2 separate regions of the Homo sapiens genome follow, and region 1 is linked to region 2. Evidence: chromatin contacts called from ENCODE Hi-C or POLR2A ChIA-PET data. All regions are on one chromosome and are shown on one strand. Each heading gives the region's core, a stretch centred on a gene start or an enhancer-like site at or near the end of the contact. The rest is flanking DNA. Distances are from core to core; before and after follow the strand shown. Region 1 overlaps CORO2B (coronin 2B). Region 2 holds the start of CORO2B (coronin 2B).

Evidence for each region. A loop is a pair of places that touch in the nucleus more often than their neighbours do. ChIA-PET counts read pairs that join two places held with the same protein, here RNA polymerase II (POLR2A). Pooled maps may share reads with other maps.
Region 1: a loop to region 2 is called in a map of heart left ventricle, with 2.1 times the contacts of the local background. The contact joins the enhancer-like site here to the promoter of CORO2B in region 2. A Hi-C loop is called at or near these places in 1 of 168 maps with a recorded cell type or tissue (heart left ventricle) and 3 of 50 pooled maps. POLR2A ChIA-PET finds 5 or more read pairs at or near these places in 5 of 52 experiments (A673, H1, OCI-LY7 and 2 more).

Annotation. Positions count from the first base shown.
Region 1 is chr15:68,727,089-68,732,727 of GRCh38, forward strand. It overlaps CORO2B (coronin 2B), which reads left to right. Exons shown (of 12, transcript NM_006091.5): 12 at 1-718. Among named protein-coding and RNA genes, the nearest start is that of MIR4312, 72 kb to the right of the region's middle. Within about 2 kb of position 3,488, at least 11 of the 41 ENCODE cell types and tissues checked have a DNase peak (open chromatin) inside an H3K27ac peak, as active enhancers do; they include heart left ventricle, where a contact is called at or near this core.
Region 2 is chr15:68,577,268-68,583,269 of GRCh38, forward strand. It overlaps CORO2B (coronin 2B), which reads left to right and starts at 1,726. Exons shown (of 12, transcript NM_006091.5): 1 at 1,726-2,010. The coding sequence starts at 1,996. RefSeq lists an enhancer at 1,914-2,781.

The DNA of each region.
Region 1 (5,639 bases), core at 2,238-4,737, 150 kb after region 2:
GACCAGGGTCTGATGGCTTCTAGGGATGCTCTGCGTGTGTCTCAGCACCGCTATCTCAGCCACTTTCAGCCTTATGCACGTAGAATGACCACAGCCACTCGCATCCGTATAGCACTTTAAAGTTTCTGCAGTCCTTTGACACATAGGATCTCATGGAGCCTCACGTCTACTCCCTTCTGCAGATGAGGAAACCGAGAGAAGTGGCCCAAGGTCACGCAACTCTGAGATGCCACATTTCATTTGATCTTGTACACATTTTCTTTTATTCCTTCTTTTTTCCTCCTTTCATTTCCCACTACGCACAAAGAGTTTATAAACACTGTTCTCAGAAGAGTCACAGTTTGGGGTGAGATCTGGAAATCAAGAAATGGGTGTCCACTCTTTTCTTTCATTAGCTAGGATCTACTAGATGCATTATACTCCATACCTGCTTTTCCCATGGCCGCCCTACGGAAAATCCCATCCACAGAGGCCAGGGCTACCCAAGCCCCTCCAGGTGAGCTGGGCCTTTCCTTTATGAACCTCCATCCTCCCAGCCAGCTACAGTAGGGCCTCCTCACCCCGTACCCCACAGCTAGACAGTGTCAGCACTCATCTCCTCCTCCCACATTTCTGGAGCTTTTTTTTTTCCTTCCCCATTGACCTTTGTGGTCTTCTGTGATTATTTATGCTGCCTCCCAAGGATAGAATTGAAATAAAATGTTTTCAACTTATCAAACCTGGGCATAGCCATCTCATTTAACCCCAGTGGTTCCTGTTCTTGGTCACCATGGTACCTTGATGGTCAGCTCCCCACCCACAGCTCCTTTGCCTTTCTGGAATGACAACCCACGTCTGTACCTACAGATATAATTTCACACCTTCATTTATCTCAGCACTATTGACATTTGGGGCGAATAATTCTTTGCTGTGGGGGCTGCCCTGTACATTGTAAGATATTTAGCAGTATCCCTGGCTCCACCAATCAGATGCCATAGCAACCCTCATCCAATTGGGACAACCAAAAATGTCCCCAGATATTGCCCAATGTCCCCTGGGGTGTCAGAATCACCTCCCGGTTAAGAACCACTGTTCTACCGCTATTCAATAGATGCTGCCCCGTGTTGGGGTCTGGGTGAGACCAACGCTCTACATTGGAACGGTGCCTTGAAGTTTATCAGGCAGGATTCCACACACTTGACTCATTTGATCTTCATAGCAGCTCTAATTGGTAGGTCCGATTATTCCTGTTTTCAAGAAAAGCAGTCAGGCCCAGAGTGGTGACATGTTCAAGGTCACTCAGCCAGTGTAGTGGGGGAAATACACAGGGACTGGGTCTTATGAGCCAGAGCCAGAGAAGGTCTGTGTTCCCAGTCCCCAGCCAGACTCAGAGCTGGGCAGAGTCTGTTCTGGGAGCGTGGCCGGGGCCCATTCTGAGACCAGGGATGCTAGATATCCTCAGTCTCTCAGTAGTCCAAGGTTGTCTTAAATAAGAGTTGTCAGGCTGCAAAGTGAACAGGCACCCGGCAGTGTGTACACCACAGGAAACTCAGAAGAGCCAGAAGAAAGCAGTGTGGGCCTTAGAAAAGGGGTGAGGAGGAAAGGATAAAGGGCTGCAGAGGAACAGCGGGCAGGACACCGGGAAGGCGTGGTCCAGGCCTGGCCCTACCCTCGACTAGTTGTGCAACATTGAGTAAGGCTTTTTTTCTCCCTGGGCCCCATTTTCTCCATCTATAAAATGAGGGGATGGGACAATTTCTAGGGTCCCTTCCTGGTGTGTCATCCTAGGTTTCGTTACACTAGCAGTTGAGAGGATGGGACAAATCCCCAAGACCACCCATTGTCTAGCACGAGTGATTAAAAAAAAGAAGAAATTTATTGGGAAAAAGGAAGCAAAGAATGACTTCCTACAGGACTTGGGTGCAGAAAATCACTTTTGCTGAGTCTCAGGGAACAGGTGAATGGATAAGGTTATCTGTCTCATATGTACTTCTGTCCCACCTAATCTCCAATTCTGAGCCCAACGGGGCGGCTGTTTATCATTACTTATTATGGTACACTGTCTAAGGTCGGGCTCGAACTTGCTTTCTGTCTCCCCACTAGCCCATTTTCCCAACTGCATTTGTTGAATAACTCATCAATTCCCCATTGGCTGGCTGTGTATCCTTAATTTCTTCATATGTTATATATTCCATGACTAGTCTGTTACGCTGGCCCCTCTGCCCATTACACACTGCGAATTACACTGCCTAGCCCAACACATTGCTTTAATTATCATAATGATGTAGGAGAGTGCCATTCATGGCTCTTTGAACCTGTCCCCACTGCCATGCTCCCTACCAGGTGTCTGCTCCCTTCTTTTCTCCAAGTAAGGATACCTTAAGCTAAACTTCAGACCCTTCTCTTCTACGGAGATGTCCCTAATGCCTTTACCATCAGCAAGAGTATCCTCCTGCACGTGCCTACAACTCTTTATCCTACCCCTGACACCTAATCGAATTTTCAACTCAGTTTAACACATACCAAGTAGCTGCATCTATTTAGGACCAGGTGCTGGGAACCATGACATGAGAAAGAACAAGCCCTGCTCTTGAGGGGCTCCAGCCAGTGGTCTATGTATAGGCATCATATCATCCAGCAGGACCTGGAGCCCTTGGAGGCTGGGATGAGCTTTATCCTAGGCTGGGTTCAGTGTGGAGTGGGCAGTTTGTTCTGGGATTGGACGACTCCTGGGTTGTCTTCCAGCCAGCCTCCTGAGATCCCAAGATGGGCTTGGGCATTTTTAGACTCTCTCCTGGTGCTGGGCAAACATCCCAGACTGCCAGTGGACCGTGCAGAACGTGGCTGCTTCTTCACTGTGGGAAATGACTTCATGTTGAAAACACCCCCACCTCCCGGCCCCCGCCCCCCCAGCCTTCCTGCTTGGAAGGGCTGCCGTGATGGGGGCTGCCTGGAGCAGAGGCACTTACCTCGGCCACAGGAAACATTACCAGATCCTTCTCCTCCCCCTGGTCAGCCTGCACAGGGACTGTAGGGCTATGGTGCAGGGAGGGGAAGAGGCCTGCCTGGAATGTTGGCAGAGGCTCCTCATTCTCTGTGTATGTGTGTTTCCTATTTGGGAACAACCTGCAGCCTGTCTTTCCTTGGAATTTTAATTCAGTAACAAGCACAAATGGGTCAGCCTTACTCAGAGAAAGGTGAGTGTCTAGAGATCGGGTGAGAGTAGTTCTAGCAAGCTCCTGTCCCAGAGCCCCTCCCTTGCATCTGGCTTGTCACACTGCCCAGAATCCCCCCATTAGCACATAGTTTCTTTGGGTTAAGCATTGCCCTTGCCAGAACCATCTCCATGTGCAAATCCCCCTGGGATTGGGATGCTGGTATGAATCGGGAGAATGGATCCAGCGAAGGGGACACGGGAACAATGAAAGACGGTGGGCCTCGAATGAGAGGAGGGAGGTAGGGACACTGAGCAAGGTCACAGTGATGACAGCAAGATTCAAAGACCAGGAGTTTGTAGAAACTTGAATCCAGCCAGCAGGTGGCAGATTCTGGCCTTCCTATCAAGCCCATTTTTTCTAAACTGGGTCCCTTTTGCACCTCCCACTCACTCCAGAATTAATGATCCAACCATAGGCACTGAGGCCTCATGGCAAAGCAGGCGCACACAACAGCCAGGAATCAAAGCACCCCAGGTGGAGAAGGGAGGCTTGAAGGAGGGCAGCCCAGGGACCAACTGTTTCCAAGGCACAGCCAGAGGAGGGCACGCACCTCACCTTCCTCCCTACGGGGCTGTGGAGACCCTGCCTAGTCTTCCTTGAAGCACAGGAAAGAGGCTTGGTCTGGTTGTTCTCACCCCACCCAGGCAGCCTCTGACCTGCTCTGTGATCTTGAGCAGTTTCCCTACAGGAATAGTGACAGGGATGGGGCCCTTTCTGCCTGGAGAGTCTGCGTTTAATGAGGCTTGGGCTGAGGGGGTGGTAGAAGGAAGAGCTGGAAAGTGAAGGGGGGCAAAAAACTAGGGGTGGAGGGACCAGGTGTCCAGGCCAGACATCTGCACTCGGCCAAGTCCGGCCCAGCCCAGCCTGGGGCTCGCTGCTGCAGCCCACGCAGCCTCCAGGAAGCTCCTGATGAGACAAACAGGACCAGTCGTCCAGGGTCTCTGCTTCCCAAGCACGGGAGCAGCCCAGGACACAGAGGAAGAGGCCAAGGCCAGACCCGGGAAGCCCTGAATTTTTGCCCTGGAAGGCTGGACTCCACCCCAGGCCATGAGGAGCTAAGGAAGGGCTTGAATCAGGAGTGGACACCTCCCTCTGGCTACTTCAAGGGAAGGGATTGGAGGGCAACACAAGCCGGGAAACGGTGGGGGCTGGTGGGTTGTCCAGGTAGGAGATAGGAGTGGCCCAGCCTGGGGCAGTAGTTATGGCAGAATTAAGAGAGCTTGCTGAGATAAGGAACTGACCTTGATCCCAGGGGTGGGTGGGAGGAGGGGATAGGGAGGCAACAGGGAAGAGGGAGGAAGAGGCAGGTTAGGAGAACTCAGAAATGGAACCAGAGCTGGGACAGGGATGACCCACCCCCTGCTGTCTAATGGGGCACTCCCCAAAGATAGGGATCGTGTTCTCTAATCCCCTTGTAAACCAACAACAGCAGTGCTGGCCACACCTTTCTTAACGAATGTTCCTTTGGCTACCTGAGAGAGGAAGGGCTGGTCTTAGAAAGCATGTTGGATGCCGGGGCGAGGTGGCTCATGCCTATGATCCCAGTAATCCCAGCACTTTGGGAAGCCAAGGTGGGAGGATTGCTTGAGGCCAGGAGTTCCAGACCAGCCCGGTCAACATAGTGAGACCTCATCTCTATTGGAAGAAAGGAAGGAGAGAGGAAGAAAGAAAAGAGAAAGCTTGTTGGGCTTTTTTAATCACTGAAAGACCTGGCAGGCCCTAGAACTTCTTAGCAGTGTGATTCAAGTGATTCTAAATCCCCCACCCACCAGCCGTCTCCCATTCTAACTTATCCCCCACCGGCCTGAAATTCACATAGCTCTCTGAAAGTCATTTATAATAATGAAATAATGAAAACAGCTTATTTTTCTTTGCCTACTGGAATTTTGAGACAGTTTTCATTCAAAATTATTTTATCAAATATTTATCAAATGCCTTTTCTGCATCGGGTATTGTCCTAGGTGCTAGAATAAGATGTAGTTCTTGGTCTCAGAGAGGTTCCAGTCTGGTTTATAATTAAAATTCATATTCAATGCAGAGAGAAATGTCTGGAAGGACTGAGATAATTAGCAGTGATTATCTTCAGGGTAACAGGATAAGAGAAGAAGGTATTCTTTAATTTTAAAGACATTTTAAATGTATGTAAAGGTTTAGGATTTGCCACGACTGTGTCCCTTGGGATGAAATCTCAAGCTTATTCTGTTCAGTTCACCAGGTATGGGTGCTAGGGCTTTTCCTCCCACATCACCTCTGCCCCTTTGGAGGGCAGTTGGATGGGGTGAGCAGACAGGGCTGGCCAGGTGTCACTTCCATTGTACACTTGACAGGTGGAGTCCTGACCAGAAGGCCCAGCCACCACCACACAGCCCCACAATGCGAGGCATGCCTCACAGGGATCCCAGCACAGTCCACTGTGGCAGCAGATGCTCAGCCTTTCCCTGA
Region 2 (6,002 bases), core at 476-2,975:
CTGAGCTTGATTTAAGAAGACTTTCATTCAAGTCCTCGCTCTGTCACTGTGTGCTCTTGGGCAATTCCCTTCCCTTCTCTAAATCCGTTTACTCATCAGCAAAATGGGGACGGTAATTCTTTCCTCACACTGTTGCATTTAGGACTCCCAAGAAAATGTGGTTAAAAATGGCAGGGCCGGGGGCGGTTGCTCATGTCTGTAATCCCAGCACTTTGGGAGGCCGAGGCGGGTGGATCACGAGGTCAGGAGTTCGAGACCAGCCTGGCCAATACGGTGAAACCCCGTCTCTAATAAAAATAAAAAATTAGCCGGGCGTGGTAGCGCGTTCCTGTAGTCCCAGATCCTCGGGGGGCTGAGGCAGAAGAATCGCTTGAATCCAGGAGGCGGAGGTTGCAGTGAGCCGAGATCGCGCCACTGCACTCCAGCCTGGGCGACAGAGTGAGACTACTCCGGTCTCAAAAAAAAAAAAAAAAAAAAAATTGCACAATGACCCACAAAGCACTTCCTGGAGGCTGGTTACTCTATTATTATTGCTCCAATCTAGACACTGGTCTCCCGGAAGGCAGGCATCCCATCTCCTCTCTGTTCCCCCAGCACTTTCCACAGAGCAGGTGCTCATATATGACGTTGCCTTCGCTGTCCAGGTGAATTGCACCGGTAATTACCGTGGAGCAGGAAGCCAGCACTTCCGGGCTTGCCAGGCTGTCCTGCTTGGAGAACCCCTCTGCTTCCACCTCTGCTAACTCCTCCCCTCCACCCTCTCCGCGGTTCTGTATCTGCGGAAACCGGTTCTGCTCAGGTGCTTGGGAGGGAGACTCCTTTCTCAAGACTTGCGAGGTCACCTTCAGGTGACTGTCCCTCAAATCTCCGCAGCAGCTCCAGGACACACTGTGCCCCGAGTCAGGATTGGATCAACACACAGGACGCACCTGTGTTATCACTCCACCAGTAGAGCGGCACTCAGTGGTAGTGTAGACAGTCCTAGGGCAGGGCAGCTTCTATAACAAGAGGTTCCTTAGGGAGCTAGCGGCCGAGTGGAAAGAGCGGGAGGAACGGCTCGGGCAGGCAGGTCCTGTGCTGTGGTCTAAGTCACTTCCCACGTCCGTCCCACTCTGATCGTCAGTTTCCTCCTCTGCAAAACTCACTAAGGCGGCCTTCGGGCAAGTCATCGCGGCGGGAATTAGATTCGAAAGAGTGCTTACACAAATCCGTCTGGCCACCCTGTGCCCCGGGCCAGCGCGAGGTGGGGGTGCGGGCAGGGCTCCCGGGCTTGCGGCTGCCACGCCCCTCCCAGCCCGCCGCGCCACACTCACGGCCCACGGGCCGACTTTGCGAGCCTCCAGGGGGCGAACCCGACCGCCTTCTTTGCCCGCGCAGCGCCTCGGCCGTCCAGCCTGTGACTTCACCAGCGTCCCCGGGCCAGCGGGACACCCGAGAGCCCGGGGCGCCGCCCGTTCTCCCAGCCGGCAGGTGCCGGGAGCCAGCCTCGCCCAGCCGCGTGGCGTCCGCAGGCCCGAAGGGGTTAAGGCCGCGGACCCGGGCGCCCGTCCGGACTCCGGGAGCAGCGGTGCCCGGCGGCCGGCGATCGAGCGGGAGGCTCGGGGCACGGCCGCTGGCGGGCTGCGCTTCCTCCTCCTCCTCCCTCCGCCTCCTCCTTTGTAGCGAGTTCCCGGCCCCTCTTCCTCCCCCCGCCCCCCAGCCCGGGCCCTCTCCCTCTCTCCCTTTCTTCCTGCCTCGCCTTCCTGCGGCGAAGGAGGCTCATCTATTATAAATGCACATTCGGGGCTGACATCAGCGACGAGCGGCGGGCGAGCGCCGACGAGCGGTCCCTGCGCGCTGCCCGCCCGGAGCGCAGCCCCCAGGCTCGGCCGAGCCGCCGGCGGGGCGCGGGGAGCGAGCCGGGAGCTGCCGGACCCCCTTCCGCCGCCGCCCCGGGCCGCCGCCGCCGCCCCCGCACGCCGCGCCCGCGCCCCCGCTCCGCCGCGGAGTTTCTGCATGACTGTCACAAAGGTAAGCGCCGCTCGCCCGCCGCGCCCGGGACCCGCCGGCGCCTGCATCCCCCGGGCTAGGCTGCGGGGGGCGCGGGGGTGTGGGTGTGGGGAGGGGGCGCCGGTGCCGGGAAGGTGCGGCGCGCGCCTCTCTTGCTGCCGGATCCGCTCGAGTCACTCCGGCCCCCAAGGACTGCGGAGGCCAGGGGGAGGATGCCGCTCTGGCAGCCCCGGCGGTTTGGCCAACATCCCTCCGCGCCCGGCCCAACCCCGGGACTGCATTTTTAACCCTTGTTTGGGATGCTGCATTTTTAACCCCTGGAGAGCTGGGCTGGGCGGCTAGCGGTGTCCCTCCAGGGAGTGCGCGGCGGGAAGCGTCGCTGGCAGGGGCTGGTGCTGAGCAGTGGGTGTGGGGATGGGCCTGCCGCCCCGAGGAGGCCAGCGGAGGGGAAACCCCACCCCACCTGCCAGCCTCTGCCGCCCATGCCGGGAGCGCTGGCTCCACTCCAAAGCCACTCTGTGCAGAAGGCGCTGCCCAGTCCCGGGAGCCGCTACCAGAGACAGGGCAGGTCCAGGTGGTTGGCTTGAAGATGTGGGGAGGGAATGTGACAGGGGAAGCAAAGGTGGGCATCTTGGCAGCCCCCATATTGGAGGATGATTGTTGGGCCTTGTCATAGGGGCCCACGTTTATTGGAGAGACTTCAGGGGCTTCCTAGTTGTAGGGAGGAAAGAGTTAAGAGGAAAGATGATGGGGCAGTGGAAAGTGCCAGGGTCAAGGGACCAGGGAGACCTGAGTTCAATCCCAGCTCTATCCCAGATCCCCTGGATGACCTTGGTCGGGGAGGGGTCCACTTTGGGCCTCAGTTTCTTCTTGTGTGCTGTGAGGGTGATAATATGGGTCCTGGGTTGTGACAGGCTGTTAAAGAACCAATAACATCAAGGGTGTGAACCCACACTCTTCAGAGAGATCTGTCTGGGTACTGAGCTCACAGTCTGGCGGTGGCCTCGGGCTTGGCCGTCCATTCAAGGGCCAGACTCCACCCTTTCCAGCTGCCCAGCTGGGTCCCAGAATTGGGGAGCTGGAGGCCAAAGTGGGACCGGCAGCCCAGAGTGGGGTCAGATGGAGGGTCAGAGCAGTGGGGCCAGATGGAGGGTTGGGGTGCAAGTGATGGAGGTGGGGTGGTTTTGGCTCCTTCTGGTAAGCCAGGGCCTACCCTTGCCCTCCTGAGGTCTGCCCCAAGACTGAATGTTTGTGCGGATTCTTGGGCCCAACTCCAAACTTTGCCATTGGCCCTGGTTCTGGGACTTGGGAGCATTGTGAGAAGATGAACTTGAGGGTGCAGGGGCTTCCTCAGCTCTGGCTACTTCTGGCAGGGCTGTTGTGGCCCACCTGGGGTAAGATGCTTAGGGTTTTGAAATGATGCAAATGCTATTCAGCTGGGAGGGATATTAAGGTTATTAATGTCAAAGATGCAAGCAGGCTGGGACAGAGGAGTAATGGATGGGCCCGGCTAGAGAGAGAAAGGGTGTGAGGTTTTAATAATAGCGCTGAGGATTAACTCAGCGCCTCCCCTGTGTCTCTTTTTGTGCGCGAGCTCATGCAGCCTTCCTTCCCTGGAGGCCTGCAAGGAAGGTGTGTTCAGTTCTCTTTAACAGTGGAAGGAACTGAGGCTCAGAGAGGTGAAATGACTTGCCTGAGGTCACACAGCATGTATGTGGCAGAGCTGGGGTTTGCCCTCAAGTCTGTCTCAATCTATGGCCAGTGATCTTTGCACTGCTCTGCATCGTTGGGCATCCTGGCTACTGGGGGACTTCCATGGTAGAGGAGCACTGCTTGGAGACCTGAACCTTGAAGCAGGGATGGGACAGGGAGTCCATGAAAGTGGGTGCTTACCTGTTAAGCCCACTGGCAGGCCTAGCTTCTTGGTATCCAGTAACTATTCAACACTCCTCCACCCCCATACCCAGCCCCCAACAAACCCTCCATGTCGCTCACCTCCTGCTCTAACCAATGTGGCTTTGGCTTAAGCAAGCTCAGGGGATTAAATAAAATCCCCACCTTAACCCTATCTTCTCTCCCCTTGCTGGCCCTTCACAGACCAGCGTGTTCTTGTGGGGAACAGAGAGCAAGAGGGATGCAGGAAAGGCACTGGGGACTGCTTTGCTGTCTACAAGCCCGCTGGTAGTAGCTCTTCCAGTACCATAGGGAAAGCCACCATGCTCTGGAAGTCTGAAGGCCTGGCCCCTAGTCCTAAATTAGCCACCAACAGGCTGTGTGACCTTGGACCAGTCACTTCCATCCTTGGGCCTCTGTTTTTCTATTTGTCAAATGTAAGACTTGGTTCCAATGATCTCTAGGGCCTCTTCTGCTGAGCCTTGGTGCAGCTTCAGTTCTGGCAAGAAAGTCACCTCTGATGGAGATTGGGAGACTCTTTGTTCTCTGAGGGGTGGTCTGTTTACAAGACAGATATGAAGGAGAACCCTAAAGAGGGTGTGAGAGGTAGGATCGCTGCTGACACACTGGGAGCGGTAGGTAGGGGAGGAAATGGGTTCGAGAGTGAGCTCCCAGGGCAGTGTCTAGGGCTCTAGCCTTCTCTGCTGCTGCTTCTCCAGGCAGAGGGTCATGGCTGGGTCCCAACTTCCTGCCCCTTGGACGAATGCCTTAGTCCTTGTATCAGGTCCCCTCAGGGCAGAGTCCTCTGGGCCAGGGTTAGGTATGGACTGCAGGAGCTCTGAGCTCAGAGAGGCCTGGCAAGTGGAGAAGAGGAAAGCAGATGGCAAGTTGCTAGATCCTCAGTAGCACTTCTGTAGAGGAGGTGAGCCTGTTTTCCATTTTCCGCCTCTCTTTCATACATCCCCTTGCCCCCTTAACCATGAGGCACAGCTGCTAAAGCTGCCGGCAAACCCTGTGGTTTCTGAAGGACTCCTGCCCTAACTAGCCTTAGGAACACAGAGCCCCGGAGAACTTCTAGCCCTGTGGCATTTCTCCTGGCTATGTTTTAAACTTTATTTGATTGTATGTAATTTAGTAAGTTACCTTACTTTCTTTATAGGATGAGAAAGAGAAGAAAGCCAGAAAAAGGGAAGAAAGAGTGGAGGGAAGGAAGGCTCTGATGCAGGGCCCTGAGCATGCACAGGAGGTCAAGGTGCTGCCTCCTCTCAGTCCAACGTGCTTCCTAGGGCAGCTCGGGGCGAGGGAGCCAAGGCTGCTTTCCCTGAGACGAGTAGCTCCAGCTGATTTTATTCTTCAGGTTCTTCTGACTGCTTTGTATAATTTTCTTGTTCTGTTCCATCTCAGTCATGTACCAGACTAGCAGTGCTTCTCCAGTTCTAAATATCTGTTTCTACATTGCTATCAACTGGAAAAGCAGAGGACAAGGTACATTAATAGAGTCGTGTGTAAAGTACAAGTTAATGGGCTATAAGAAAACCTGTGAGCTAAAGTCTAGGCCCTTGCAACCCGCTTTGTACTGCTCAGAGGCCCTTTAGGGTGATTTCCTGGCTGCTGGCTGTGATGTGACCCAGAGGTGGGTCTTCCAGGTAAGGGAGGAGGTGGCTTATAGTGACCAGGCTCCCCTATTTTGAGGTGTGCTGTGTTAAGTTAGACGCTAGTGAGCTGAATGCTTTTTACCTTCCTGAGCCTGGCTCAGGGGGGTCAGCGGTCCAGGAGCAAAGTACCCTGAGCAGCACAATTGCCTGCTGCACCTTAGAAGGCCTTAGGAGAGGGAGTGTGGGAAAAGAGAAGACCTTTCATGCCAACATGCTCCTCCCTGCTAAGCAGATAGATTGTAGGTCCGTGGGCAGCACGATCAACTGTGCCCTGGCCCCTCTTTCTGCAGGCAGCCTTCCCTCTCCTGCCTCAGCTCCAGCAGGGCACAGCCTGCTGATAAGAGCCAGTGGCTCCTGCTGAATGTGAAAGGACTGAGGATGATGTTATCCTGCCCAGGTAATAGCAGGCCTGCATTTTCCAAAGATCATGTGTCTCTAGGGCCCCTACAGAGTCACCCATAGGAG